7 separate regions of the Mus musculus genome follow, and all the other regions are linked to region 1. Evidence: chromatin loops called from intact Hi-C (ENCODE). Cell type or tissue: left cerebral cortex. All regions are shown on one strand. Region 1 holds the start of Syndig1 (synapse differentiation inducing 1). Region 2 has its middle 17 kb from the start of Cst10. Region 3 has its middle 120 kb from the start of Zfp120. Region 4 has its middle 130 kb from the start of Gm14133. Region 5 has its middle 110 kb from the start of Zfp120. Region 6 overlaps Syndig1 (synapse differentiation inducing 1). Region 7 overlaps Gm14133 (predicted gene 14133).

Region 1 (4,000 bases):
AAAGGTATTTCAAAGTCTACCCAACTCTAGGAACACCACTGACATTTTTTTTTAGGAATAGCTTTTATCTCAAAGAAAATTTAGAGGTACACTAAGGGGCTCTGCAAGGGAAGGCATTCCTCCTGCTAACTCTCCTAGCCTTCTCTGGGGTGTGGCACACCTCTCTATAGTACTAAAATCACACTGGGTACCAAATCCCAGCAGGCATGGCACACACACACACACACACACACACACACACACACACACACCGCCTCCTAGGATCCAGTAAGTGAGACAGGAATGCCCACGTAGGTTTCCTAATGAACCCCTGGAGCATGCAGCACTCTCAGTGAGCCTTGCCAACAACAGCAGCAGACAATTTACATAAGCAATTGCTCCCTAGCAAATAAGACTCATTTGAGGAGGCAAATATGAAGGACAAGTTCAGTCCATTGCAGCCCTTCCAGGTCACTGTTAAATGAGGAAGAAATTAATTGCTTATAATTTACAAATTGAGGTTTAAAGATTTTACCATTTTTTTAAAAAAAATTATTTTGTTGTTCTTGAAGGAACTAGTCAACTAAAATCTTGCTCAGACCCCAGGTAGACAGGTATAGCACATTTAAAAGGCCAGTTTTCCTCAGTAATTGTAATTGTCTTTCCTCCAGCAATGGTCTACTTGTTCTTCCAATAAAAGTAGCGGGCTATCTTTTTTCCCCCCTGCGATATAAATGAGGAGAGGAATATCTTTCCTTGTATGAACATCATCTGTGCTCTACTGAGATCATTAGTAACAGTCATATTTTGAATCCAGAATGTAGCTCAGTGGTATAGCAATGTTTAGCATTTGTGGTGAGGCCCTGGGATCCAATCCAGCATAGAAACAAAACACACACGAATTATTATGATGGCCAGGCCAGCTTGCAATAAACTGCCATCATTCTCAGAGACAGGACCATGTGCAGACAGGTAAAGTCAGCTAGAAATTATTTTTTTTCTTTTTAAAGTTAAAATCAAAATGAAGCACTCACGAAAAACCCGTATGTAAACATATTACTTTTCTAGCTCATTTTAAAAATACAATTTAACAGCAATATAATTTATTATTTTAACCAATACATTTGCTTTGTTGGATACATTCATACATTCATAATTGTATAGGCTTACAGACACCAAATGATGCTATGATTTATTTGTATAATGTGGAATCACCGAATATTCCTCCCCTCAGTCATCCTTTTGGGAATAGATTTTGAAGTCTTTCCCAAACAAGGCCTCCAGGACTCTGAGAAACAAGGAGGAGGCGGCCAAGGCCAAGGGCATCTCTCTACCTTTCCATATCATTGAAGATTTCTGTAATAGGAAAGTTTGAAGTGCTTCCTTCCTGCTCCCTCTTCCCTGGTACCACAGTACCCTCTCTCACTGAAAAGGGGCAGCTAATTTACTATGAGTCCTCTCTGCAGGGGCAGGCAGTGGGGGCAGGGTGAGAAGGGCATCTGATCACTTACAGAGACAAGCTTGTCCCAGCAAAAGGCTAAAGTGTTCCTAGGTGCGAGAGAAGGAAGCAAAGAGGAAAGAAAGATGCTTTCTCACACATCCACAGGCCCCGCACCTGTGGTCTAAAACTTCGAAACGGCGGTCAAAGGCATGAGCAACTTCTCTGAAAATTCCCCTCAGCTTCTCCCCTCCTCCAAACAGACACCAGGCTACAGACACTTTTATCAGGACCCCCTTTCCCCTCTTTGAAACCACTTCTCTGCAAACACCCAAGCTGCAGACACCTTGACAAAGAAAAATCCACAGGCTCTGAGATATGTTAGGAGGTTGTTACCCCCTGCACCGTCCCCCCCTCCATCCCCCACACCGCTCAAGCTGCAGGTCTGCGCAGTTCGCAGCCTGATGGTTACCACCTCGCGGCTCTGCAGAAGAGGGCCCTAGAGATGCATGTCCCGCTGCCTGATTCTAAACAGAAAAACAGCCCCTAGGTATTTGTCAGACCCCTACGTCCCCCAAACAGCTAAACTGAGACCACTGTTTGCTGCACCAAAAACCCTGGTGAGACTATGAAAGACACAGGCAACCCAGTTCTTGCCCGCAGCGCAGAGGCGCCACCTCCACATCAAACACCGCAGGAGTGTGGTGCGCACCTTAAGTCTGAGGCACCGTGTGCCTGCGCTTCTGCTAGCAGAACACCCCACAGAAAATGAGGAATACCAGAAGACCCCTTCTTGTGGTCCTTTAGTAAAGCCAACCAACCCTTATCCTACTTGCCCAAAGCTCAACTGAAGGTTCCTCCACCACACCGCTAGGGTCCAACAAAACAGGCACATGCCCAAAGCCCTTCTTTCTTAAGAAAAGTGTCCAACTCCATGGATGCTCCACTCTCTCCAGTATTTACAGAGAGGACACGAATGAAGTGTAGAAATCACGCCCAGAGACAACAAAATTAGAATCTGAACCCTTTAATCGCATCTGCTTGCGCCCATCTCGGCGCCAGGACTGGCGGCTCCGAGGCTGCAGACTGTCGCGCTGCCAGGGACCGGACAGCTCATAAAAACCGGTCTCGTTTTGGATGGAGGTGAAGGGTTCTAGAAGTCCGGTCTTCCGCTCAGGTAACCGATTGTGCACCCACCCACCCCAATCCTGATGCTCTGGAACTCTACATTCTCTTTCCCCTCGGCCCTTTGCTTTCCTGTCCCATGTGGACCTCACTGACTGCCACCTCCGCGGATGCCTTTCTCGCCAGCCCCTCTTGGACTCAGCTAGGTAGCTCCAGGGACTGGTCGGTATCATCTAGGTGTTCCAGTACACCGGCCTGGCCCCCAGCAGCCTGGCTTTGCCGAACTCAAGACACAGACGCACTAGCTCTAACCGACGTCGCACAGCAGCCCCTTCACGCCGCCTGGGTACCCAAGGTGGCAAGGCGCCAAGTCGCACCCTGGGCCGGTATTACCAGTTCCTGTCCTCTCTGCATCTTCCCCGTCAGGCGCCATCTCCCCTCTCTCGGGGCGACACTGTGTCTCCCTAGTCCGGCCACTGCGACCCTTCAGGACTTACCGCGGCCGGCACACCATCACCGCCGCCTGGTCTGCGCGCTGCGAGGCGGAGCAGGACACCCGCCTGCGCCAGGGCATCCTCTCGCGCCCGCCACACCCGCCCACTCCGGTGGCCCGGGGTCCTCCCGCGCAGCTCTGGTGCTCGGGACTTACCTCCGGGACAAGGTGACCCGGCTGGTGCGCCCAGGCGGCCGCCCGCGCGTCTCGAGAGCCGGGAAGCGTGAGGGGCGCGGGGCGGTGCGGAGCCCGCCTCTGCTTCTGGGCTCGTGGCTCTCCGCCTCTGCCCTCCCCTGCGCGCAGCTTCCCCCGCCGCTCCCCTCCTTGGATCACTGCCAGCGCCCTGGGCTGCCCCGAGCACACAGTTCCCGAGAGCCGAACACAGGGCTGCGGCGCCACCCTTCCAGAACCCGGTCCTCTTGGCCCCTAGGAGCACAAAGGGCGCGGGCTGAACTAGGGGTGACCCGGGATGTGCCGTTCCACTCTTTGGTCTCGCGGAGCCTGGCGACTTGTGTGCAAGAGTATGCGGCCGCGGTCCCCGGGAGAAGGTGGCCGTGAGGAAGAGGAGGGGGAGAGAGAGCGGCAGCACACGAAGGTGGCCACTAACTTTGCTCCAGGCTAGCTGTGCCCTCGCCAGTGATAGCGGCTGGCGGGTGGCCGGGGGCTAGTGTCTGGAAACGTTGGGGCGACTGAGATGGGGGAAGGGGGACTGCCACTGGGAACTAGGAGGACAAGAATTAGCCGCCGACTGTGGAAACGGTGGCTTCCCTTGGTCCTAAAAGACCTCCCAGGCTCCAGGTCGACTTGAGGTTCAGAAGGTTTCTCTGGACACTGTAGGTTCAGAGAAAGACCCACGTCCTGACCAGCAGAAGGAATAAAGACAGAGACCAGCCTGAAATCGGTACTCTGGGACTCAAGCCTGTAGCTCGGACCAACACCATTGTAGGTGCACTGCGGGTGGCCCC
Region 2 (4,000 bases), 410 kb after region 1:
ATTCTCTCTTGATTTGTGTTTAGGTTGAAGTAAGCACATTATACAACATGTGACTTATTATGATTAGCCAATTTACTGACTGTAGGAAGTTGATGACAGCATCACATGATCCATGAAATAGGAAGACTCACACTTAGATTTCATAAATCAGGGTTTGCTCAACTCATGCCCCCAATAAGCAGGGTGCTGCATAGCACAATATTCTGTTTTTGTGCTGGGGAGTTGGGAGAAACTCAAGGCAGAGGAGTACCTTTCTTTCAAAACCAGAGAAGATGTTTCTTTCACAGTCTTTCTGTCTGGGCTGCATGCAGGGTACATGATTTCAGATACCCCTTACCCCTTCCTTTAATCAAAGATAGAAACTGTGTCTTTGCTCTGTTAAGGCACAATGCACAGTAACTCATTCTCTGCAGACCGGTCTGAATCCAGGGTCTTCTGAGAAGGTACCCTTATATGTTAGCTCAGCAAGTGAAATTATCAATTTTGCTATTTAAGAGAACCACAGAAGTCAGACCATCAGTTCTTTCTTACTGTACCTGCCCCATGCTCCAGTGAATACTCAAACAATATCCCTCAGCTCAGGGGAACATGTTAGAGTCAAACCTCCTGACATGCCTCCAATACATCTATGTGATGTCATGGTAACATGGCAGGCATATTCAGGTTGTTGTTTTCCAGAAACAAGAGTGAGTCTCTTGTCTTCACTGTGTCTATACCTACCTGTTCATGTGTACCTGTGAAGATTCTAGGAGAGCAGTAGCTGCTGGAAGTTCTGTTCTTTGGGGGCGTGTGAGAATCTATAGTCAGGCTTAGCAGTTGTTATTTCTTTGGAATTTTGAGGATCATTAAAAAAAGAAGATCTTTTAAGATTTTTGTTTTGTTGTTCTGTTTTGCTTTAAAGAAACCCTGTTGAGTGTGTGAAGAGTTACAAATTCACAGATTTGGGACCTGGGTGGTCATTTTAACTTGTTATTTACTCAAGTCACACCCTAAGATTAAAATTTGATTTTTAAAAATTTGTGCTTTTTATTGACCTTATTAATGATGACTTAAGACAGTTTAAGATCTCAAGATTACCCACCTGAGCATATGAACCTTTTAATTCTACCAATTCCCCTCAGGTTGATGACTGAACTTATATTTTGTGCATTGATTCTAAGATATGATTTATCTTAATTTTCCTTACTACTCTTCTATATGATGTTTTTAATTATAGTGACATTATAATTTTGATACCTACCTCACCTTAAATCTCTCAAAACAGATCATAAATGTGAAGAGGTTTTAGGTCAACACTTCTATGTGCTGGGTTTTGGGAGAGAAGAATGAGTTCTCTAGAGTAAGGTTTTGTCAGATGGCTCTAAAAAAAATCTTATAAGAGAATGTCACCATCAGAAACTCACTGAAACAGGAACGTGAGCCAGCATGACAGTAACAACTTCTGTGTGTGTGTGTGTGTGTGTGTGTGTGTGTGTTGGGGGGGGGGGATGGAACGGGGGGGGGGGGGGAGGGGTGAAGAAGCTCTCTCTCATGCAAGTTAGTCTTAGTGTCCTCATGCTGTCCTCAATGCCAGGCTTTAAAATAAGCGTGAGGATGCTGCCACCCAGTGGGCTTATGAATATAAACATCTTTCTCCAAGGCCAGTAATTTAGATTCTCATAACCTGAGGCTTTAAGTAAATGAATGTTTTAAAACCTATATAGAACATACGTATACCTTGCTGGGTCTACTGTGCCTTCAATACATGTTCCTTTAGACATTTCCAGTCAGTCAATGGCATAAACAAACTTCTTCACAGGTATTGAAATCACTGCTGCTTCCTTCTGAGCTTGTGGCAAATATGTTTTAAGATAGACTGGGAGAGCTAAAGTCTACAGACTTGATATTATTATTTTTATTATCAACATCGTTATTGAAATTAACTTATCTCATGCAAAACACCAGACAGCAGTTTTCCCTCCCTCTGCTCCAGAACTCCCTGATAATTTCTTTTCTTTAGAAACACTCCTACCATGTCACCTGCCGTTTCTCTGAAACATTTCTCATTATGGAGGGATGGTAAGATGCTAACGTAAACAAACATTGCTTCCTTCGTCTCCAAGGTTATCTGCCCATTTTCCAGTCACTTGGAATGGCCAGTTCTCTTCAGAGGAACAGTGAACTTAATGGACATCAACTCATCTCCAAATCAGAGACCACCCAGCAACTAGTACTCTGGAAGCTTTCTCAGTTCTTTACTTTCTTAATTTTTTTTTTCCAAAAAATTTACGGGCATGAGTGTTTTCTCTTCATGTATGTCTGTGTGTCATCGTTATCATCAGAACTGGCTTTCTATTCTCTGAAGAGAGATCACGAATTTTGCTTAAACAATCCTTTTGAGTTCGTGAAGTGCCCTCCACACTGACCCATGATAAAAAGTCATTCAAAAAGGTACAGGGGTCAGATTTACCTTCTGACCTAAAATATTGTAATGCAATTGATACAATGATTTACCCAGAAAGCTGGTTATAGTACTAACGGAGCTATGACAGTAACACATTATGTCATTGAAGACAAAAAAAATAAATTTCAAGAATCATCAGAACTGGGGGAAGAGCTGCTGTGGTTAGTAAGTAGTTACCTACAGGAAAGAAGTCCTTCCTCAAATATTGCTTTCCTACTTCTCCTCATCTTTTTCCTCTAACACCCACTTCCTGTCCAACTCCTCCAACTCTTCTCACTCCTCCTTTTGCTTATCTTGCTTTTGGGATATGGATGGTTGTGTTATACTACCTAGTTTGTCGTTGAGGAGAAGGAGTTAAATCATTCTTTTTACTACAATAGCTGGGCTTTTATTTGGCTTCTTAGAGTCAATCTCCTATTCTCTTTGGCTGCATAAAAAGACATGTGACCCTTACAGGGTGGAAGGGTGGCAAGAAGCAAGTGGGCAGAGGAGCCACCATGGGTCCAAGCATACGAAGTTATGCTGACTTTAGAGCCTGATTGAAGCTGAAAAAGAACTAGTGGATATAGAACCTCTCCATAGATTAAACTGTGCATTACTGGAGAAGGGCAGCAAGTCACTCTCCCCAGGTGTTTCAGAGTCCCAAAATGAGGTACAGTTCTGGCCTTCCCTACCTGTCTGCAGCCATTGTTGTAAGTGTTGTATTCTATTGTTTCTCAATCTAATCTAGTGTTCACAGTGCCGGGGGGGGGGAGGGAGAGAGAGAGACAGAGAGACAGAGAGAGAGAGAGAGAGAGAGAGAGAGAGAGAGAGAGAGAGAGAGAGAGAGAGAGAGAGAGAGAGATGCTTTTGTGTGTAAATGTTTTTACTGCTTGGGAATCTGTCTCCAAATAAAATATAAAACCCTCAGGTCAAGTTAGAAACAGAATAAATTAAGTTCCAGTTGCAGTTGGAAATCAATGCCTAGGAGAAAATCTGTGAACACTTTCTACAATGTCACATTTGTTCATATGTAGAAGAGCATACATGTGGAAACAAGCACTAAACAGAATGCTTTCATGGATATGCTTGCATGACTGCTTTCTCTACTGTCTTGCATATAGGTGTGACAGACCATTTTATGATCTGGGATGATATAAGATGCCAGCTGAACTCAAGGTGAAAAGGGTCTAAGGAGTTGCAATCACAGAGATCAGTCTTTTTTTAATATTTTTTATTACATATTTTTCCCAATTACATTTCCAATGCTATCCCAAAAGTCCCCCATACACTCCCCCGACTTCCCTACCCACCCATTCCCATTTTTTTTGGCCCTGGCATTCCCCAGTACTGGGGCATGTAAAGTTTGCATGTCCAATGGGCCTCTCTTTCCAGTGATGGCTGACTAGGCCATCTTTTGATACATATGCAGCTAGAGTCAAGAGCTCCGGGATACTGGTTAGTTCATAATGTTGTTCCACCTATAGGGTTGCAGATCCCTTTAGCTCCTTGGGTACTTTCTCTAGCTCCTCCATTGGGAGCCCTGTGATCCATCCAATAGCTGACTGTAAGCATCCA
Region 3 (4,000 bases), 180 kb before region 1:
GAAGGTAGGTTGTGGAACGCCAGACTCAAAAGCCTACATAGTCTCTAATACTGGTCATGTGGTACTCTGGAATACCTTTAGAGGTACCATTCCATAGAGGAGAGCTCCTTTCTGGCTTACTTCCCATGACTTGTTCATATAGCTTTCTTATTACAGAAATAAGCATAAGAATAATGACCAGTAGCTCTCATGGAGGGTGGGTGGGGCAGGCAGTGGCTCCAAGGAACATAAGCTGCTATATTCTGCATGGCTTGGGTCCTGAAATTTTGATGAAGGGTGACAAAAGAATAAAGAAAGGACAGGCATACATACATACAGAAAAGCTGGGGTCAGGTTGGGCGTATGAAGTTGGATGGAGTGGCACCTACTAACATACCCCCAACCTCAGCATGTTTATTTTGTACAGCACTGGGGCAGGAATGTCTAGTCTCTGTAGACAACCAGTCTCAGACAGTTAACATATAGGAGAAGGAAGAAGATTCAGTTGCTAGTGTTTGTACACACTGATCAATTGTCTGTAAAACTTGTAGTTAGACTAGAGGAAAAGAAGGTTTTAAAACTTTAGGCATGGCCCATGTAAGGATAGCTTTGCCAATTTGCCATGGGTCCAATGCCTTGGTCTTTGTTATGGCTGTGCCCAAGTCAACAATGTACATTCACTTAGGACTTCACTCTCCCAGGGCTTCCTCCACACCTTCAAGTATGTGGGTTATGTTAATGAACTGTCGTTGCCTATGGTGGTTTTTACTTATCAGTGTATATTGTTTAAACTCTTGCAATTGTACAGTCTTGGGCTCACAGTAAAGGAGAAAGATAGGTAGGAAGTTTTAAAAAAATGTGTTCTTTAAAAGCTCCACAGAAAGGAGTCGGCTTGGCAGCCTCTGTTCCCAGAGAGTGGAAGCTGGGTGCTGTCATGGCACCAAGAAGTGGCAAAGGATTCCAAAAAATGGTTCTGAGGTCTGGTGTGTGTTCAGCATCCGTGACACCTCCAGGTCTCATTAGTCTGGCTCTGGCCTCTGCCTATCTGTGATGTCTCCCGGCCCTCCAAATATGATGGTAAGGGGTGGGGGCAGGGAAAAGAGATGCCATCTTCTGCTCACTCTTTCAAATGGGTGTTAGTGAGATTAAAGCTAGAAAAATGAAGCAATATGTTAAACCATGTTTGTTTCCTGTCCAGGCTTCTCCGAGAAAAAGAAGCCAATCCTGCTGTACTCCTTGGGCTCTTATTCTGAAAAGGCTGATGAGTCCCTCATTTCTACCCCTTCCTACCCTGTCTCTGCAAATGATGAAGGACAGCCAGACACACAATTAAGCCAGCAAGACCCAGGGAGCTGCTCTAGCCAAGAGCGGTGGACAACTGCCCCACCTTCCTACAGTGGGTCTTGGGGGTGTGGCCTATAGGCCCTCAGGGTCCCTGGTGAGGTAAACCTCATCTATTCATGGCCATTGCCTGATTTTACAGGCAGCCTCTCCTAGCTTCAGCCCTTTTGGGGCCTCACACCACTTCCCCTGTGCTTCCTGGGATTGTCTCTCAAGCAAACCACTGGAACCAAATCCATAAAGGGAGCTGCAGGGGCAGCTACCCAGGGCTTCATTTTTCTTTTCTTTCCTCCCCCTCCTAACATGTCTCTAACACAAGAATTGACCTTCCCAACCCTGCTTGGTTTTCTCGTGTCATCAATATTTTTCCAGCTCACTAGAGTAGGTAATGGGAACTACTGCTGCAACCACAGCCATTGTAGACATTGAGTCCTACCCTGCAGCAGGAACCTCAGGGAAGTACCATGCACCTATGTGACTTTCTGGAGATGAAAGGAAGGTCGGCACAGCTGTGTTGTGAACCAAAATTCTTCCAAGAAGAGGTTTCTTCTTTCAAGCGCACATTTTTCTCAGTACAGCAGTTTCTCCAGTTCCCTGGTAGCAGCCGCCAGAATCTCTAAAAGGCTGACAGCAGCTCTGGGGAACTGATGAGCAGCAGGGGCTGGATGCCCTTGGCTGAACATTTGAACTGGGTCTTTCCCTTTTGTAGCTGTGCTGATATTTGCATATGTGGGCAGCAGCCTTTGGGGGTCTGTATTGCTCCTTTGTGAGAAGAGAAGCAGTATTGTGGTGTAGAATCCACACCTGAACTTCGAGTGCCTCAGTTTCCTTGTCGAATGTAAAAATAGCTTTCCCACATGCATATTTCATAAGGGCATTATTAATGGGATCAGATTTAATCAGATCTAAGTACATATGCCTTACACATCTTTTCCCCAAAGTAAGTCAAGTACAGAGGGAGTTGCAGAGTTGTGGGCAGCCATGCTATAGGGCTGGGAATGAGAATCACACATACACTATAACTGTCACTGCTGTTCCTCAGGAGCCCCTATATTATGCCTGTCTGTCCTGTCATTTTACAGTGCTACTGTACCAGGTGTTTGCCTCTCCTACTTTGAAGATGAAGAAAGCGAGGCTCAGAGATGTGTGATTATGTTGGTGAATGGGACTTTGCCGTTCATGTCTGCTGACCTTAAATTTTATGTCTCAAGCTGCTGCATTACAATGAAAAGAAAAGAAAAAAAAACATGGAGATTGCTGGGACTTGAGAACAGAGATATATAAAAGTTCCTAGCTCATACTAAATGAAAAGACTATGAACACCCATACCATACACACACACACACACACACATCCACACACACACATGAACCTCACTCATATGGTGTGCACTGTGCCTTTGCCTGTGTGTACATGCACATGCATGTATGAAATGTGTATTAAGCTGGATACATGGCTTACTAGATAAAGTGCTTAATGCATAAGTATGAAGACCAGAGTTTGAATCCTCAGCACCCACATTCAAGCTAGATAGGCATAGTCTCCCTGATAGAATCCCAGCATTTAAGAGGTGAAGGCAGGGGATTCCTGAAGCAAGCTGGGTAGGTCAACTAGAAGAATCTTTGAGCTCTGAGTTCAGCAGAAAAACCCTGCTTCAGTAAGTAATCAGAGAACAACTGAGGAGAACCTGAGTTCAAGCACTGGTCTACACACACATACACACACACACACACACACACACATGGGTACAAATGGGGTACACATACAATGTGCACACATGTACAAATATGTACAAATATGAACATACACATGCATAAGCACAACCCACATACACACATGCAAAAGACATTGTGTATGGTGAATGCACACACTTTAAAATGATTAGAAGTAGTGTGAACTCCACTCATCCCAAGAGCTGGATTTTGACAGCATTCCAGTCATGCTTCTGTTGCCTGCCAGCCTCATGCCTCCTCTCGGACAGAACTACCACCTCCTTGAAGTGTGTGTGGTATTCTTTGGTCTCATGTTACTACTTTTTCACCTGCGCATACTTCATACTTGCTGTTTCTTGCTTTGAACCAGGTTTACATGGATCATAGCATAGGTTACCTGTGCCATGTGGGTTTTACTCACTGTTGCAGCTCTGAACCTTGCATAGCTGATGTCCACTGTTTGTTTGCTTGTTTGTTCCTTTTTTTCTTAAAGCAGTTTTTTGTCCCCAAGGCAAGATTAATAGTCTAACTTTGATAAGCAACATATATGGTATGAGTACATGCAGACCCATTTGGGCCAGAGCAAAGAGGGAAGAGACAGGGGGTCTGGTTTGGATCCTGGAATCTTCATGGAAATGTCTATAATGACATATATTTATGGGCATGTTCCTGCATATAAGGTACCTGTGCAATATAGGAATGGGGCAAAGAAAGGTGTGGAACACTGAGGAGTCTGGAAGTCCAAGGATGGGAAGAAAAGAGGCCCAGTGGGAGCCCACACATCCTGGTAAAAAAATGATCTGACTGAATTATGATTATACCATGTTCATAATCCCAGTATTTATAATAATATGTGCATACTGGAGTAGGGAGGCATTCACTTCTGTAATTGGTCTTTGATTCTCCATGTTTTTATGTGTGATACAACCATTTTCAGAACTGGCTGTTTTTTGCCCATGAGCCCTTTA
Region 4 (4,000 bases), 170 kb after region 1:
CTCAGCTGAATTAATAAACCATAGGTTCAATGAGAGACACAGTCTTAAAAATAAGGTGGCGAGCAATAGATACATTTATAATTAGCCTCTGGTCTTGATACTGTGATACACATGTGCTTATGTTCTCTCTCTCTCTCTCTCTCTCTCTCTCTCTCTCTCTCTCTCTCTCTCATACACACACACACACACCCCTCTACATCTGTCTCTCATGCACACAGGAAGTACCTGTTAACGACACATTTGCTAGGCATAGACCCACACAGTACTTTCAGCTGATGATTATTCAGTAAAGGAGCAAAGAAGATTCAACAAAGAGAGTCTTTAACAATGGCTTTTGGGAATGTAAATGTGCATTATAAAAGAAAACTAGAAAATATACCCAGACCACATAGATACAAATATACACAAATATTTACTGAAGATTGATTGTACACCTAAATCCAAAATGCAAAGGTATAATACTTCCAGAAGAAATCACAGCAGAAAAATCTATGCAGTGTGTTGGATGATGAATCTTCAAATACAACACCCAAACTATGTGTGAAAGAAAACTTGATATATTGACTTTATTAAAGTGATTGACTCTGTTCTGTGAAAGATACCATTGAGAGACCAGAAAGACAAATCACAAACCAGGAGAAAATATATACAAGGCATAAATTTCATAAAGAGTGTGTATTCAAATACAGAAAGAACTTGTAAATCCATCAGTAGATAACAAATTCCTAATTGAAAACTGTGGATAAGTGGGCTGGAGAGATGGTTCAGTGGTTAGCAGCACTCACAAAAAGACCTGAGCTCAGCTCCCCAAACCCACATATTTGATGGCATACAATCACATGTAACTCCAGCTCCAAATGATTGCCCTCTTCAGGCCTCTGCACACACGTGTGTATATTCTCTGTCTCTCTGTCTCTGTGTCTCTGTCTCTCTGTCTTCATTTCTGTCTGTCTGTCTGTCTCTCTCTCTCTTACACACACACACACACACACACACACACACACACACTGTCTTTTTATGAAAAAAAAAAAGATCTGAATGGCTATAGCACCTGTATGATATACAGATTTTAAATAAGCCCAGTAGAAACACACAGCATCATCAGTGGGTAATTGCAAATTAAATATACAGCAAAATACTACAACCTATTAGAATGTTAACCCCCCAAATTGATTACTCCAATTTGGATTGGGACTTAACTGAAGTTGAATTTATATTTGTACACATTACCTGGAAATATCCAAGTTCTTGTTGGATTTTAACATGATATGTTGATTGGACAAGATGATCATGACTATCAAGTACTTTTATAAGATGTGTGGTTTTGTGGCCACTGGTACTGTGTGGGTGATCTCCTGTCTCGCCTAAGTCCCATGCTGGCATCATATCTGATGGGCACATATACTCTTAAGTCAGCAGCAGCCCCAGAAACTGAGCACAGATACTGCCTTCCTTGGTTTCTGTGTTTCCTTCAATGAAGACACCCTATCAAATTTGGTGTAAGGTAAGGATTTTCTCAGGATCACAGTTGATCTTTCCCTCTCTGTGTTTTGCACTCTGTTTCTTCAACTCATTTCTGCCTCACATTTCCAGGCCTACATTGATATGCAAAAGCCGTAGCTCCTGCAGCCAAGCTCCTTTACAGGGAGCGCAGAATGAGACAGATGACTCAAAGTGCTCTTGGCAGCAGTGCTTCTCTACCAGCCCCTCTCAGAATCTGTCTTGTCTCCCCGCCTCCCTTTTCTTCTGTTACATAGAGTTTGTATGCATCACATATCTATTCTGGGAAGAATTTTGATCCTGACAAGTGAGTGATGCTCACCCAGAGGAAAGAAGGACAAAGTATCTTGACCTTTAATAAGGAGGTCTGAGGTCTTCTGTGGCTAATAGTCTGGAATTCTGAAATGAAGCTTTCTGGAATACTTGACCCTACTCAGAATTTAGAAGAAAAGGAAACATCCTCTTAGCCAGGACAGGGAAAGCATTTCTTGCAACCACAGGGTATTCACAGAACTCAGAAACAAGATCCAATGCTACCTGTATGCTTTCCGTGGTGATCCAGAGACAGTAATACATCTTATTCTAAAACAACAACAACAACAACAACAACAACAACAACAACAACAACAACATGGCAGTAGCAGCAATAACAAAACAAACAAAACCTCAACAACAAAAGCAATAAAAACAACCTTACCCTTGAAGCCCCAAGCAAATTAATTTAATATTGTGAGCCTAGTGATCTGCACATGGAGACAGACAGCCTTCATCTTCATCCTGACTTGGTCAAGAGGATAACTGATAAGCAGAACACTGATAACTGTTAATAATAATGGTAGTCACAAAAGTGGCATTCATGGTGTGTGGGTTTACAGGAATGTCATGGCCTGAATTTTACGTGGTTGTCACTGTGAGTCCCCAAGGTGACACAGTGAGGTCAGATGTTTTCTCATCTTCCTCTGACAGAAGTATCTAAGGCTTCCAGAAATTAAGCAGCTCCTTTAAAGGCAGATCGTTAGCGACCATATAGTCTTACTCCTAGACTAGAGTTCCTGTTTATGGAATTCAGATGGAGCTCTATCTCCAGTATGCACGTGGATACATGGATAGACAGTAATTGTTCCAAAGAATAAGAGAAGGCTGAAAGGATTAGTGCAGAGCTCTATAAGACCCATCTGACTTTAGGTGCTACTGTTGCCCAGTTGCCTTTAAGATAGAAACTTAAATGCTGTCTTGTTTATGTGGCTTGTAAGAATATTAAGAGACACATTTCTCTGAAATACTCAGCAGAGCAGCTGGAATAGACTACAATGCCAGTTAGAACAATGACCAACTGACTTTAATAAAGTAGGTTTTACAAGAATTTCTGAGAGGCAGAGGCACCATTAACCCTCCACAGTCTTCAGCTGTGGATTCAGCCATACCTCTCTTGGACTCAAGTATCATTCTTAGGAGGTCTGAACTCTGCCGCTTCATGCAGAATCACCCTTGTCCTCTCTTCCATTCTGTTCTATCTTCTAATCTTCTCAAAGTTCCTACTGGAATTGCTATGGTTATTCTCATATTTATTTAGACTTTACATCTCTTGTTAGTTGCTTCTTTGCCCAACAGCCTCAGTTTTCATCATTTCCCAAATACTACCCATCTTTTCTCAACAGTCTGTCCCATTCACTAAATTTACTTCACTGCACAAACAGAAATGTTTTGTAGTGCTGCTCCTAGGTACTCCATAAAAGGTTGTTTGCACTTTGTCAGTAATTTTATTGAATGATGCATTCACAACACAGAAAAAAATGTGTCTCTGTTTATTAAGGACCATCTTTCTTTCACTTACAAGCAATGCATTGATTGTCCCACGTGTAGTGGTGCATTTATGCAATCCTCGCAAGTGGGAGATTGAGGCAGCAGGGTTGTTAATTCCAAGCCAACCTACATAAATTCATTTAACAACATTATTTTATTTCTGAGGTTTCTGGTAATTATCTAGAAATCATACAACATATTTTTTTTTCTCTAGAAGTAAACAGGAAGCTGAACCCTGAGGCCCTTTTATTCATTCTAGAAAGCCTTGCTCTCCTATTGTAGAGCTTGAGGAATTTCAATATACTTATCAAGTCCTCTGGGACTTGTGGATGGGAATAGTCATAATTTGTGTCAAGCTTCTGTCCTAACACATTCATCTGTTCTCTACCACCCACACAGGCTTGACTCACTGCCTTCCTGGACTTCCACATAAATAAATGGGACAAGAGATAAGCAAAATGAAAGAGAGATTTCTACCATGCATACATGTACATACATTGCCCAGTCAGCACAGGAGAGGTCAGTTTAGATTTTTAGAAAGATAATGGACTTCCCACTGGAAATTAAGCTATATATGATAAGTCATATATATGATGAAAGATTTATAAATGTAATACATTAAAAAACTCTTATAAATCATCACTATAAAGTCAACCAGGTAGGCAAAGGTGTGAAAAGGCAATTCTGCAAAGTATTA
Region 5 (4,000 bases), 190 kb before region 1:
TGTTTTAGATATTGTGACTGCATGATAACCCACCCCAAACCCTGATTTAGTCAAGGATATTTACAACACTCATGACTAAGAAGGTCAGAGGTTTGTATCCAGAACAGATTGTAGTGTTGTCTTGTGGTATCCCTGACCCCAAGAAGCCGAGTGCCCAGCAAAAGGTCCATAAGCCGTGTATGCTGATAGGTTGGATGGTCATGTTATACACTCCACTTGAGTTCAGGAGACACAGACAGCCTTTTCCAGGGACAGCAGAGAATTGCAATGTGATAACACAGGGGTAGATATACCTTGGTCAGCTGCCTTTAAAGGTTGTGATTGGCAACATTCTTTGGTGAAGGTGACATCAGGGCTAATACCAGTTGGACACATAGGGACATACCCTGTGACAGTAGAATGCTGGGATTGGGGAAAATCGCAAGGAAGAAGGTTCCCCAAGAAGCTAAGTTATTGCAAGGTTCATGGAGGGTCTATGACCCATTGACTTTCTTCATGTCCAAGACATGAGTGGTAATTGGAGTTTCCAGTAGTAGGTAAAGAAGATTGGATCATTCAGCCAATGGCAACAAACTGAAGAATCAGCAACATAAAAGTTAAGAGGATCTTTCATCAGGCTGTATCAAAAAGGCTGAGCCCCAGCAAGGGTTGTTGTGCCTTTTACCTTCTTCCCTTAGCCAAAGGACTTCCTGTGCCAAAGACCAACACCTATGAGTGTAGCTCTGACCCCTGCAGGACTTTTCTGACTCTATACCTTGGGGGACTTCTTCCTTCTGGAAGTCAGACTTCCACGAGGGTTGGTCTCCCTTCTGGAAGCCTGTAGTAACTTTCTGAAAACAAACACTACAGAAATCCAGAGGAAGAGGCTGGGAGTAGTTGTTATGTTGTCCACCTGGTCAGTACTAACAGGGCATTCTAGACATCTCTGATTATGTCATGATGAGCTCTCACTACTCAAACTACCTGCCTGGGAGGATGGCATGAGGGTCTGGAACTCCATTTCAGGATGCTAGGCTGTTAAGGGGTTGCTCTTATGCATTATCCCTAAAGGAAAGCATAGATCATGAATTTGGGAAGATATACAAATAAAAGTTGCTGTCACTCAGTCCACCCAGCCTTGGAATAGCTTCCTGTATTCCCTAGACTCATAAATGGCACTGGAAGACTGAGTATTATCTTTAGGAAACACCAGATCATGCCATGCCAAGGAGGCTAACAGGGTGTTAGAGTTCTTTTGTGGCATGGATACATAGTAAGATGATGTTTATGAGGGGAAGCTATAGTCTGGGGGCCTAGAGGGGGGCTTCCCTGTGCCTAGGATCTAGTCCATCTTGTGTTCTTCATGGTAGAGTGTTCCTTTCTGCACTTAAGTATTCACATCTCTGAACCCACTTCTTCCAGTAAGACTTGCTCTGTTGGAGCCAAAGGTGACTTTCAGGGATAAACTTGTGTTGGAGTGTAAGGTTCTTCTGGGAAAGCCAGGCTCAGCTGGCAGGGACCTACCTCCTTCCTTGGTATCTTCTTCTCTCCCTGGCACCCAGTTCACTTCCCTGCAAACACCAAGCTCACAATTGTTTGGAAGATGTCTCTGAGACCTGATTTGTTTGGTTTTGTTTTGGGTTTTTTTTTGTGTGTTTTGTTTTGTTTTGTTTTGTTTTGTTTTTTTAGTTAATTTTTGTTCCTAGTTGCAGAACGTCACATGTCCTTGCATGTCACAAATTGTGACTCACTCTGCCTTTTCCACAACAGATGATAGAGTTCAAACAGAGGAGTGGTTTGTGGTGTTGGAGGTTAGACAGCTACATGATGAGCCCCTAGTGAGTTTGAAGGTAAAGCAGCAGTTGGACAGTATTACAGATGATATGCATGCAAAGTGCTGACTGCTCACAAAGACAGCTGGGAGTATTCAAGGAGCAGAGTCAGAAATCTGCCTGCTGGGCTAGATTTCCTGTATATAGCAGACTTTCCTGAAGCCCAGTAGAGGGCAACAAAGGCTAGAGAGAGGCTCTGTAGACCTTTGTCCTGCCTGGACAACACAGACATGTGGATGCTTAATTAATGCAAATGTGTCTTAATCATCCTCAAATGGGGCTCCTGGTGAGGGTTGCTATGGTCACAGGCCTCTGTCTTCCACATTAGCTCCGTATGTCCAGGTCTAATTCAGGCAGTGCGTGACTGTGCTGTGAGCCCTGGGTACCCATAGCAGTTACCACAAGCAATCTTGGCATCTTTTCCTCCTGCCACATTCCAAAAGTCACTGGAGGTCTCCATGACTATGAACCATGATGAGAATGAGTCGTCTGGTAAGCTTTGTTCCCAGTTTCTGCCACATCTGTACCTTGAAACACTGCCAGGTAAGGTGAGGGCAGAAGGAACTAAATAAAAAGGAAGAAGAAAAATAGGCTCAGAGAGCTCATACAAGCTTGTTTTTGACTGTCCAGGCTTCAGGTCTGGCAAAGAGGTTTATGGTATTGGGTAGTTTTATGCCAGTGTATTAAGTTGAGTTGTGCTTTGTGTCATCTAGTGTCTCAAAAATGTGCCAAGAAAGTAAGATATGAGTCTGTTTTCAGGTAAATTTGGAATTGGTGTGTATTTCCCTCAGGCCACACAGAACAGTTGGGTTGATGAGCCAGTATTCCCCATTTTGGAGCAGAATTGGATCCTAACCTATATCATACGCTTCTAATGTTGGGCCTTATATATAAAGGTTGCTGTAGTAGAGGCATGCTTCTCTTTACTTACCCTTAAAAGTTGCTGCTGCTGCTGCTGCTGCTGGTGGTGGTACTGGTGGGAGGGGAGAAAGTTAGGGACCATGCCTTAGTGGAGTAGATTTCAGTCAAGACACCTTAGCCAAACACTTTCCCTTACCACAGTAGGGGGAACCACGTAGAAGTGAATCCTATTGACTTGTGCCACCACATACGGATGACTCAGGCATCAACACAGATGTGCAGTATTTCTGCACCAGCTGTTGTAGTAGGGAAGGTATTCTTGGCTACGATGTACATCAAGTAACATCTGTGGGGTGGCAAGCCTCTGTGAGTGAAGTTATTGTCCTTCTGTTCTTGTCCTCCTCATTAAAGGCACAGAGGCTTACTGTATTGTTTTCAGAGTTTGTTCCATGAAGCCATGTAGGTCTGTTAGCCCTAATATCTAAGATTAAGGCAACATATGGTTGGATACTCATGTAGAGAGGCTAGATCTCTAGGGTTGGACTGTTGCATGTCCATATGTCTGTGGCTTGGGGCTAGAGAAAGCATTTTGAGCCTGGGGCTGAGAACTGTAAGCTTAGAGTTTGTTTTTGTAGCAAGGCATATGCTTTAATTGTGCCATGACTAGGCTCTGGAAGCAGAATTCTTGTAGAAAACTTCAAAGGAATCTCTGTGGCTGTCTTGAGCCCATCTCAATTGAGACAATACTAGCTGCTAGAGCCAAAGGATCTTAAAGGTCCACAATCCCAAATACAAAAGGTTATGTATATTCATTAAAGAGCCCAATATATTATGTCTTTGTTGACAGGTAGCTTTTTTTCACCCCAAATGTCCTGGCAAGAATCATTTCTTCACATGCCTTCAGCAAAGTCTGTCCCTGCAAGCAGCCCTGGCCCCTTCTTCCATTTCCCTTTTGAGTTTTATCCTGAATTCCTTTTCCTTACCTGTTGTACCAAGTCCTCCATACCTGACTTCTGGATGTGTTTCTGGGTCTCCTTTCCAGCACTCTAACCTTTTGTCCAATCTTTGGTAACCCTGTGTCTTTCTTACCTGACAGGAATTATGAACTATCTTCCTCCAAGGATGGCAGTTGTTTGTGGCACTGTGCTAGGGATATTCCACCCCCCCCCCCAAAAAAGGAAGAGGAATGAAGTTAAATAAGTGTTCCAGAAAGTGCTCCCCTTCTTTGGCAAGCTAAAAAAAAAAAAAAACCAAAACAACAACAACAACAACAACAACAAAACAAAAACAAAAAAAACCTAGAGAAATCTCAATGTGTACAATCAGGT
Region 6 (4,000 bases), 170 kb before region 1:
AGGCCACCCAACCACAGTTTCTGCATGCTGGCTGGCTCTTCCTCCAGGAAAGCATGAAGTAAATCATGAAAGCAGAGTCCAAACATCACCATTCATCAGAAAGAAAAGTCGTAAGCAAACAAGCTAAAAGATAATTTTTGTTAAATAATGAACACTCGTAAAACAGCAGTGACATGGTATTAAAACATCTGTGATTACTTATTTCTCAGCATTCATCTGGCAACTGAAGCAGCATGAAGCAAGAGTTGCACTTTAAAAATGACAAGAAAATAGCCATTCATTTAGTGGACAGAGTAAGGCCCATCTCATTTCCAGGATCTCCAACATCAGTGGTGTTCATGGCCAGGATGAGTGTCCAGGAGTTAAACATCTGGTGTGTCTTCACAGCTCCTTTCCCCCAGGCTCCTGGGGGAAAACACTGGGTTTGTTTTTACGAGGAGCTGTGGCTTCTTCTCCTTTAAGATTAGTGAGGCCCCACAAATGTGTATTGCTGGGTATCTGCAAGAAGCCTGATGCTCCAAGCTGGGGCAGCGTGCTGGGACTGAGCAGGGCCAGGTCAGGCGTTATGCTCCTCTAATTCTGCATTCTCAGGCAGGATCCATCTGTGGACAGAGACAGAAGATCTCCCAGCAGGTGCTTTCTTTCCCTTCTCAGCCCCACTTGTTTCTGACAAGGAAGCCACAAAGATGGGGTACACATAGAGGATTTAAGCGGGCCACAAGCTAGTGGTGACATGTCTCTTGCATTCTGCCTATTGCACCATATTCCATAAAAAATAAACATATTTTAACTGTTTGTATATTGCTAATGGGGTGTTGGTCCAGGCACTGGCAGGCTGCAGAGCTGGGTTGTCATCCATCCAATAGAATTCATTCAGGGTCAGCCACTGGGATGGAATCTTTGGAACTTCCATGTGGAAGAATCGGCAACGCTGGCTGCCTGGTGCTCTGCACAGTGCTGAAGATGAAGTTGAAGGATAAAAATGAAAGAACTCCAGGAGTAGAAGATTCCAGGGCATCATGGAGTTGTTTGGCAATCACTTGTACTGTACAGTAACACACAGGTGTCTCTTCTCTGCCCTCGTACAGCTGGCTTGACTCCCCCTCCTTCATGCCAGCATTTGGGAAGCTCACAGGTGGTTGTTTTTGGAGAGGTAGGCAATGAGGGCAACAGCCACACCCACATAGATGCCAGTTCCAATAGTAATGGACAGGACTGCCAGGAACAGGGCCCTCCGAGAGCTGGTGCTGGCCTGATGGAAGTCTCCTTTGGCCACAGCTTTGTTTGTCTGGAGAGTTAGAAGAGGAAAAGAAGAGAGTGAACAAGTTAGAAAGAATGGCGAGTAGAGAGCTCTGCTGGTCTTGTTCCCAGTGTTTAACTTTACTGGATTACAGACAGGTTCCACAAATACAGGCCAGGACACAGGGGAACAGGATTTATTCTCATAAAGATTAGACTCCAGGTAAGCTCTAACATGAATAAATGAATAAATGAATAAATAAATAAATAAATAAATGAATAAATAAATGGAGCGTTGGTGTTTGTCACTGCTCCCCACATGGCAAGTCCTCCTTCTCTCATGTTTCAAGAAAGTCATGTCTTGAACTATCCAGGACAGACCACTAATGTGACGCCACATGGGTCTTAGGAACAATAGATGTATCAGAGATGGGTGTGGCTCTCATCTCTAGTGCAGTCCTTCCTACTCAACAATGCTATTATTTTCACTAGGAAAACAATTTCTAAAGCACATTTTCAACTCCTATAACCCAATAAAGCATGGAGAAGGAAACTATTTCTCGTTTCCAAGAGAGAAAATTAGTGTGTGATATTGTTAACTGTATCCCAGAAGCCTTGAGGCACCTCTCTTTGGAGTGCTATGGCACCCTTGATTCCTGACTGTCCCCACCCGTACCATAGCTAGGACTGGTGACATTCATCTGCTGGTGAAAGTATTCTGAATAAGGCCTTCATCTTTGTGCTTGAGTATTTGGTTATATAATGAGGCAGGGGGTTAGTTAGATTTACACTTCTTGGGGTCATGAGGTAAAAAGTAATATAGAGAGTAGGCATTGGCTCAGAGTTAGTGTTTTGAAGCAGTTTTTTCTAGCTCCTCCCTTCCTTGTCATTCTCTGAAGTTAAGACTAGATTCACTAGCCAAGGGAGGGAAGTTGGCTATTGTAGGTAGGTCTCATTAATCTCCATAAGAACGCTGGAAAAGGTTTTGTTTTGTTATAAGAAATCACTATGTAAAACATAGTCCTTCTTCTTGTCTGGAGATGTAGCTACAGAGCTATCTCTATAATGGGTGTCTTGAGGCTAGGAAAAATCCCAGAGTTGACCTCAGAAGCCCGTGTAAGTACTGAAGGACCTCTAAGTCAGTTCTAGAAGCCCCCTGAGAACTAGAACTGCTGAGGAACATGCGTCTTTGTGTTCAGATTTTGCTGGCTGGCTGGGACACACTTTACTAAACTACACACACTCCTTGATTCAGGAAGTGGAGTGATGTTGGTTTAATTTGTAGCATTATGGAGGGAAATGGCTGAGTCACATGGCTCATGGGCTAGTGGAATGAATGTTGCCAAGACACATGATCCTCTGTAGCTCTCAGTGATGCCCAGGAAGATTAAATCTTTGTAGCAGAGGACACTCTGGTCAGTGTAAAAGTAGAGCCCACTGTTCTACGGATTTCCCTAACTCACATTCATAATCATCCCTAAAAAAATCTGTAGTTTCTCAGTGGCTCCCCTTTTCAGGGTAAATCTGCTATATTTCTGCATTATATGTAAGTACAAGAGACCATACTATTCACTTAACCTAAAAATAATAACACATGCCATGAGCCTTAGGTGGTCAGACTTGGAGATAACTTGTGAGTTTTCATTTTTCACAATGTCCTGATTCTGATTTAGTGAGATGGAAAATCTATGATGTGTTCATAAGAACTCACATCTGCCTCTGAATGTCTTCTCTGGATACTGACTTCTGAATCTTGAAAGCTAGATGTAGAGAGAGAAAAGCTGATGGCCAATGAGCTGAGGCAGGAAATAGGAGGTGGGACACTGGCAAGATGAGAGGGTTCTGGGGGAATATCTTGAGAATAAAGGGAGACACAATGGGAGAATCAGCGGACAAAATGAGGGAGAGAAGACTGGGAGACAGCCTGAGGAGAAGGATGAACACCAGCAGGTAGAGGAACTTAGAGACACCGAGGGGATGCAGAGGAGACTAGAAGGAATAATTGAAAGATGTGGGCCAGGACTGAAGGAAAGGTAACCAACCAGGTGGTAGACATAGAATGGATTGAATGGTTAAATATGTTAAGAGCTAGTCAGGGAATGAGCCAAAGTTTATGATCTAGGCATTTAATAGTAACTTATTAGTCTCAGAGTCATCATTCTGGGAACTGGGACTGGGAAAGAAAAACTTGGAATTTAAAAATTATTTTTACAGCTAGGTTTTAAAAAATTTCTTCCTTCATTTCTTGTCTTGGCACTGAGCTTGGAAGCTAACGGTGGACAAGGATTTTTGTGACGCAGAGCTGGGGGGAATTTCAAATGAGAAGCCTCTAAGGACAGCAGTAATTAATTAATTAAGCTATAATTAGCTGGGTTTCATTTTATCTAGCAATACTCCCAAACACTCCAATGCCCTATAACATCATTCACTGTAATTGCCCTTCTTGGCATTAACCCCAAACAGCCCTGGGACATCAGCAAGCTGCAGAGCTTGCCACTGTCTGGTCTTATCCCAGCCTGGTAAGCCTGTGCTAGGACAGAGGAGGGGAGGCAGAGGAAGCCCAGAGAGGAGGGTGAACCTATTTATCTAACCAGGAAATTTCCAGAGAATCTCCTGAGTGCCACTTCTCTATCTCATAAGGGTTGAACTTGTGAGTACTTATTATAGACCAGGGTCTGTATTTTCCTTGTCCTCTGTCGTCAACTGGAAACCCAGAGTATGCCCGTAGGTGGTAGTGGTGATGTTGGTGGGCCATCGATAA
Region 7 (4,000 bases), 64 kb after region 1:
TGGTGTTTATCTTTCTGAGGCTGACTTAATTTGCCTAATATGTTTATCTTTAGCTGCATACATTTTTCTGAAAATGACATAACTCTGTGATTTAAGATGGAACAAAACACCACATTCTCTGAATGCTATTCTTCTAACTTTGAACACCTAGATCATTTCTATAACTAATCTGTTGTGAATAGTGCTGTGATAAATATTAACATGAAAATATCTCTGTGCTTTTTGACCTGGATGGAACTCTTTGAGTAAATATCTAGGAGCAGTAAACCTGGGGCATAATTGTAGGTTTGGAAGGTATTGGAGAATTTTCTGTAGCAGTTGGTCTAGTTCATATTCCTACTAGCAGTGTGTAAGTACAAGCCTTCCCCTTTTCTGGATCCTTCAAGCACTGTTTATTTGGTTTCGTTATGACTGAAATTCTCAATGGAGTTAGGTAGAAGCTCAATGTATTTTGCTTTTGCATGTCTCTGATGGCTAATGAGGTTGAACATTGTTTACCTATTTATTGACCATTTGCATTTAAGTGTTTCTCATATAGACTTCTGAGTTCTTTATATATTCCTGGTATTAATTCTTAGTATCAGGAATATTTAAAGCGCCCCTAATAGTTCTACTTGGCAACCACAGTTGAAATCACCAATGCATACAGAATTTGTCTTTCCCTCTATCCTCAACAAATGATGCCCACATGACACTGATGGATAACCAGTTTGATACTAATCTATGAGATCATAACAGGCTTTTATATTGTTCTTACATCTGATTTGAGAGTATTTTTTTAACCTAAGCTGGCAGAGAGACTACAGGAATAAAGTTGGAAGCTTTGGAGGGTATCCTGTTGGGAGAGTGGCATTGAAGCTATTGAGCAAGGGTAACACATGAGCCAAAGTAGATCTAGATCCAGGTGGGTGGTTAAGGGACAGGGCCTTACAACACAGAGTAGTATTTTGGGGCTAGATGCTGGGGTCTGGAAATACCATCACATGGATAACAGAAACTGAACTGTATTTTCAAGGTGGTTCCTATGTGCCTCTTCCAAGGTGCATGGTGCATTCTGTCTGGACCACTCATGCTCCAGGAAGGTGTGCAGCTGACTCATAGCCAGACCTCACTCTGGCTTCTCTCCCTCTCTCTCTCCCTCTCTCCCTCTTTCTCCCCCTCTCTCTCCCTCTCTCCCTTTCTCTCCTTCTCTCTCCCTTTTCCTCTCTCCCTCTCTCCTCCCCTGCCCCCTCTTGGATCTTACCAAGGAGCTCTTGTATTTTGGGTTGGGGATCTTCCCTTTGCCAGTGGATGGAGTCAGCACTGCCCATCACATCTGCTTCTGCTCAGTCATTCCCAAAGAGTTTTATTTTAATAGAAGTAGTTTGGTTTTCTTAGGTATGAGTTTATTCTCCAAAACAGTTAACATTTCAATGTCAAAGAATGAATAAAACAGCCAAGTGGAGTTGCCAACACCCATGAATATTCTAGTTTTAAAATCAAGATGAAAATCCCTTATGATGAACATTGAAAAGTGTTCAAATTAATTTTTGGCATTAAAAAAATATTTTCAGCCCCAGTGAGTGCAGCTTAGGGCAGAATTCCATTTTGTTGCCTGTGACACGGAGGAGTGAGGGAGGCTGCTGCTTTCTGGCACTGTTATGGCAAGCTCTGGGTGTGGTGCGAATGTTGCTAACTAGGATGAGAAGTAAGTGTGGGTGCTGTCTGGGGTGCAGATGCTTTCTGAGCAAATATATATATGACAAGTAAAGGCTTGGGAGACAGTATGCCAGCTTTCTTTATTTGTTCTGGAGTAATTTGGTTCATTCAGTGGGATGTGTGAGTGTGAGGCATTTTCTTCACCAGATGGCTCCAGTAGCTTCAATGGGTGTTTTCTACTCCAAGCTGTGCACAGTTGGATGTGGCTAGATGTTGATGTTATCTCTGTTTATGCTCTTGTGGGACCTCTCTACCCCCACCAATAGCCAATGCTCTGAGTTGTCTTTAAGTAACAGCAGATCTCAGCTCCAATGAAAAAGAGAAGCACCTTTCTCATACCTGCACCACAGTAGGCCACGTCCTAGGGGATCATCCAGCCCTGTGTCAGGATGCTCACCTCCCCACAGGGCATTCTAGGAATGCCAATGGTCTAATACACCCCCAATCAGCAGCAGATGAGTCACTGGTAAATATCCCAGACTTTTGTCCTTCAGACAGAACATTCAGAGGACCTCACAGAAGGTTCCCAGTGGGTTGGACCTCAGTTGTCTTCATCATGACTCATACCATCTTGTCTCTTGGCTTTAAAGTCTCTGCTTCCCTTCACTTTGTCTTCCCCCTTGTCTGCCTTTCTAGGATATCTCCAAATAAACTTCTCACTCTAGATCCTTCTCATATGTCTTTGAAGAAAAGTTAGACCAAGAGAAAATTGGATTGAAGCTGAGACTCAGGAGGTTGTTCAGTCATGTTTGAGGGCCATGTTGAAAGCAATGTGTGTCAAGGTACCAGTCTATGGCAGGTTTTGTAATGTCATTGTTTCATGGTTAAAAAGAGGTGAAACTGGTTAAAGAACATTTATTGCTGTCATAGACCACAAAGGAGGAAAGAAAGGAAGGAAGGAAAGAAGAAAGAAAGGATTGATTATAGAAACCTTGCAATTAAGACAAAATGAGGATAATTTTCATGAAGGAATAAGTCAAACATTGAAAAAGGACAGCCATTATTACATGGGGATTTGTAGAAGAGCCAGATTACATATTTACAGCAGTGCTAGAACCCAACTGTTCTTAAAAAGTAGTCAAATGTGTAATATGTTTATTCTTTTTTTGACTTGTAAACCAATTTTTTAAAATAATATTTATTGATTGATTTATTTTTATTAGATATTTTCTTTATTTACATTTCAAATGTTATCTTCTTTTCTAGTTTCCCCTCCAGAAACCCCCTCTATCCTATACCTCCTCCCCCTGCTTCTATGAGGGTGTTCCCCCACCCATCTACCCACTTATGCTTCCCTGTCCTGGCATTCCTTTACCCTGGGACACCAAGCCTCTATAGGACCAAGGGCCTCTCCTCCCATTGATGTCTGACAAAGTCACCCTCTGCTACATTTGAGGCTGGAGCCATGGGTCGCTCCATGTGTAGTGTTTGGTTGGTGGCTTAGTCCCTGGGAGTTCTGGGGGGTCTGGTTGGTTCATATTGTTGTTTCTCCTATGGGGTTACAAACCCCTCCAGCTCCTTCAATCCTTTCTCTAACTCCTCCACTGGGGAACTCATAGTCAGTCCAATAGTTGGCTGTGAGCATCAGCTTCTGTATTTGTCACACTCTGGCAGAGTCTCTCAGGACACAGCTATGTCAGGCTCCTGTCAGCAAGCACTTCTTGGTTTCCACAGTAGTATCTGGCTTTGGTGCCTATTTATGGGATAGATCCCCAGATGGGGCAGTCTCTGGATGGTCTTTGCTTCAGGCTCTGCTCCACACTTTGTCTCCATATTTGCTCCCATGAATATTTTGTTCCCCTTTCTAAGAAGAACTAAAGTATCCACACATTGGTCTTCCTTCTTCTTGAGCTTCATATGGTCTGTGAACTGTATTTTGGGTGTTTTGAGCTTTTGGGCTAATATCCATTTATCAGTGAGTGCATACTATGTGTGTTCTTTTGTGATCAGGTTACCACACTTAGCATGATATTTTCTAGTTCCATCCATTGGCCTAAGGATTTCATGAAGTCATTGTTTTTAATAGCTGCATAGTACTCCATTATGTAAATGTTCCACATTTTCTATATCCATTCCTCTGTTGAAGGACATCTGGGTTCTTTCCAACTTCTGGCTCTTATAAATAAGGCAGCTATGAACATAGTGGAGCATGTCTACTTGTCATATGTTAGACCACCTTTTGGGTATATGCCCAGAAGTGGTATAGCTGGGTCCTCAGTTAATACTATGTCCAATTTTCTGAGGAACCACCAGACTGATTTCCAGAGAGGTTTCATATACTCATTCTTGATGATTTATTTAC

Evidence for each region. Peaks named below come from ENCODE experiments on the same cell type or tissue, not always from the same donor. Only the 100,000 strongest peaks of a DNase experiment are listed, where the experiment ranks them.
Region 2: a loop joins it to region 1, with 3 times the contacts of the local background. A loop is called at or near these places in 2 of 42 quality-filtered maps.
Region 3: a loop joins it to region 1, with 2.8 times the contacts of the local background. A loop is called at or near these places in 4 of 42 quality-filtered maps.
Region 4: a loop joins it to region 1, with 8 times the contacts of the local background. A loop is called at or near these places in 2 of 42 quality-filtered maps.
Region 5: it touches region 1 in a loop (4-fold over the local background); 3 of 42 quality-filtered maps call a loop at or near these places.
Region 6: a loop joins it to region 1, with 2.4 times the contacts of the local background. A loop is called at or near these places in 5 of 42 quality-filtered maps.
Region 7: it touches region 1 in a loop (4-fold over the local background); 3 of 42 quality-filtered maps call a loop at or near these places.

Annotation. Positions count from the first base shown.
Region 1 is chr2:149,830,117-149,834,116 of GRCm38, reverse strand. Syndig1 (synapse differentiation inducing 1) reads right to left here and starts at 3,334. Exons shown (of 4, transcript NM_001085521.2): 1 at 3,192-3,334. In left cerebral cortex, CTCF peaks have their summits at 2,080 and 2,283; DNase peaks (open chromatin) are centred at 2,476, 2,886, 3,275, 3,718 and 4 more places; H3K4me3 peaks cover 2,985 bases; H3K27ac peaks cover 2,807 bases.
Region 2 is chr2:149,420,347-149,424,346 of GRCm38, reverse strand. No RefSeq gene overlaps it. Among named protein-coding and RNA genes, the nearest start is that of Cst10, 17 kb to the right of the region's middle. In left cerebral cortex, a CTCF peak has its summit at 1,623 (motif pointing left); a DNase peak (open chromatin) is centred at 1,592.
Region 3 is chr2:150,014,476-150,018,475 of GRCm38, reverse strand. No RefSeq gene overlaps it. Among named protein-coding and RNA genes, the nearest start is that of Zfp120, 120 kb to the left of the region's middle. In left cerebral cortex, no CTCF peak of the experiment used is centred here; a DNase peak (open chromatin) is centred at 1,890.
Region 4 is chr2:149,664,264-149,668,263 of GRCm38, reverse strand. No RefSeq gene overlaps it. Among named protein-coding and RNA genes, the nearest start is that of Gm14133, 130 kb to the left of the region's middle. In left cerebral cortex, no CTCF peak of the experiment used is centred here; DNase peaks (open chromatin) are centred at 1,667 and 3,698; H3K27ac peaks cover 637 bases.
Region 5 is chr2:150,022,108-150,026,107 of GRCm38, reverse strand. No RefSeq gene overlaps it. Among named protein-coding and RNA genes, the nearest start is that of Zfp120, 110 kb to the left of the region's middle. In left cerebral cortex, a CTCF peak has its summit at 1,981 (motif pointing right); a DNase peak (open chromatin) is centred at 2,002.
Region 6 is chr2:150,000,465-150,004,464 of GRCm38, reverse strand. Syndig1 (synapse differentiation inducing 1) reads right to left here. Exons shown (of 4, transcript NM_001085521.2): 4 at 73-1,288. The coding sequence ends at 1,130. Among named protein-coding and RNA genes, the nearest start is that of Zfp120, 130 kb to the left of the region's middle. In left cerebral cortex, no CTCF peak of the experiment used is centred here; no DNase peak of the experiment used is centred here.
Region 7 is chr2:149,766,456-149,770,455 of GRCm38, reverse strand. All of the region lies in intron 1 of Gm14133 (predicted gene 14133), which reads left to right. Among named protein-coding and RNA genes, the nearest start is that of Gm14133, 30 kb to the left of the region's middle. In left cerebral cortex, no CTCF peak of the experiment used is centred here; DNase peaks (open chromatin) are centred at 1,723 and 2,229; H3K27ac peaks cover 233 bases.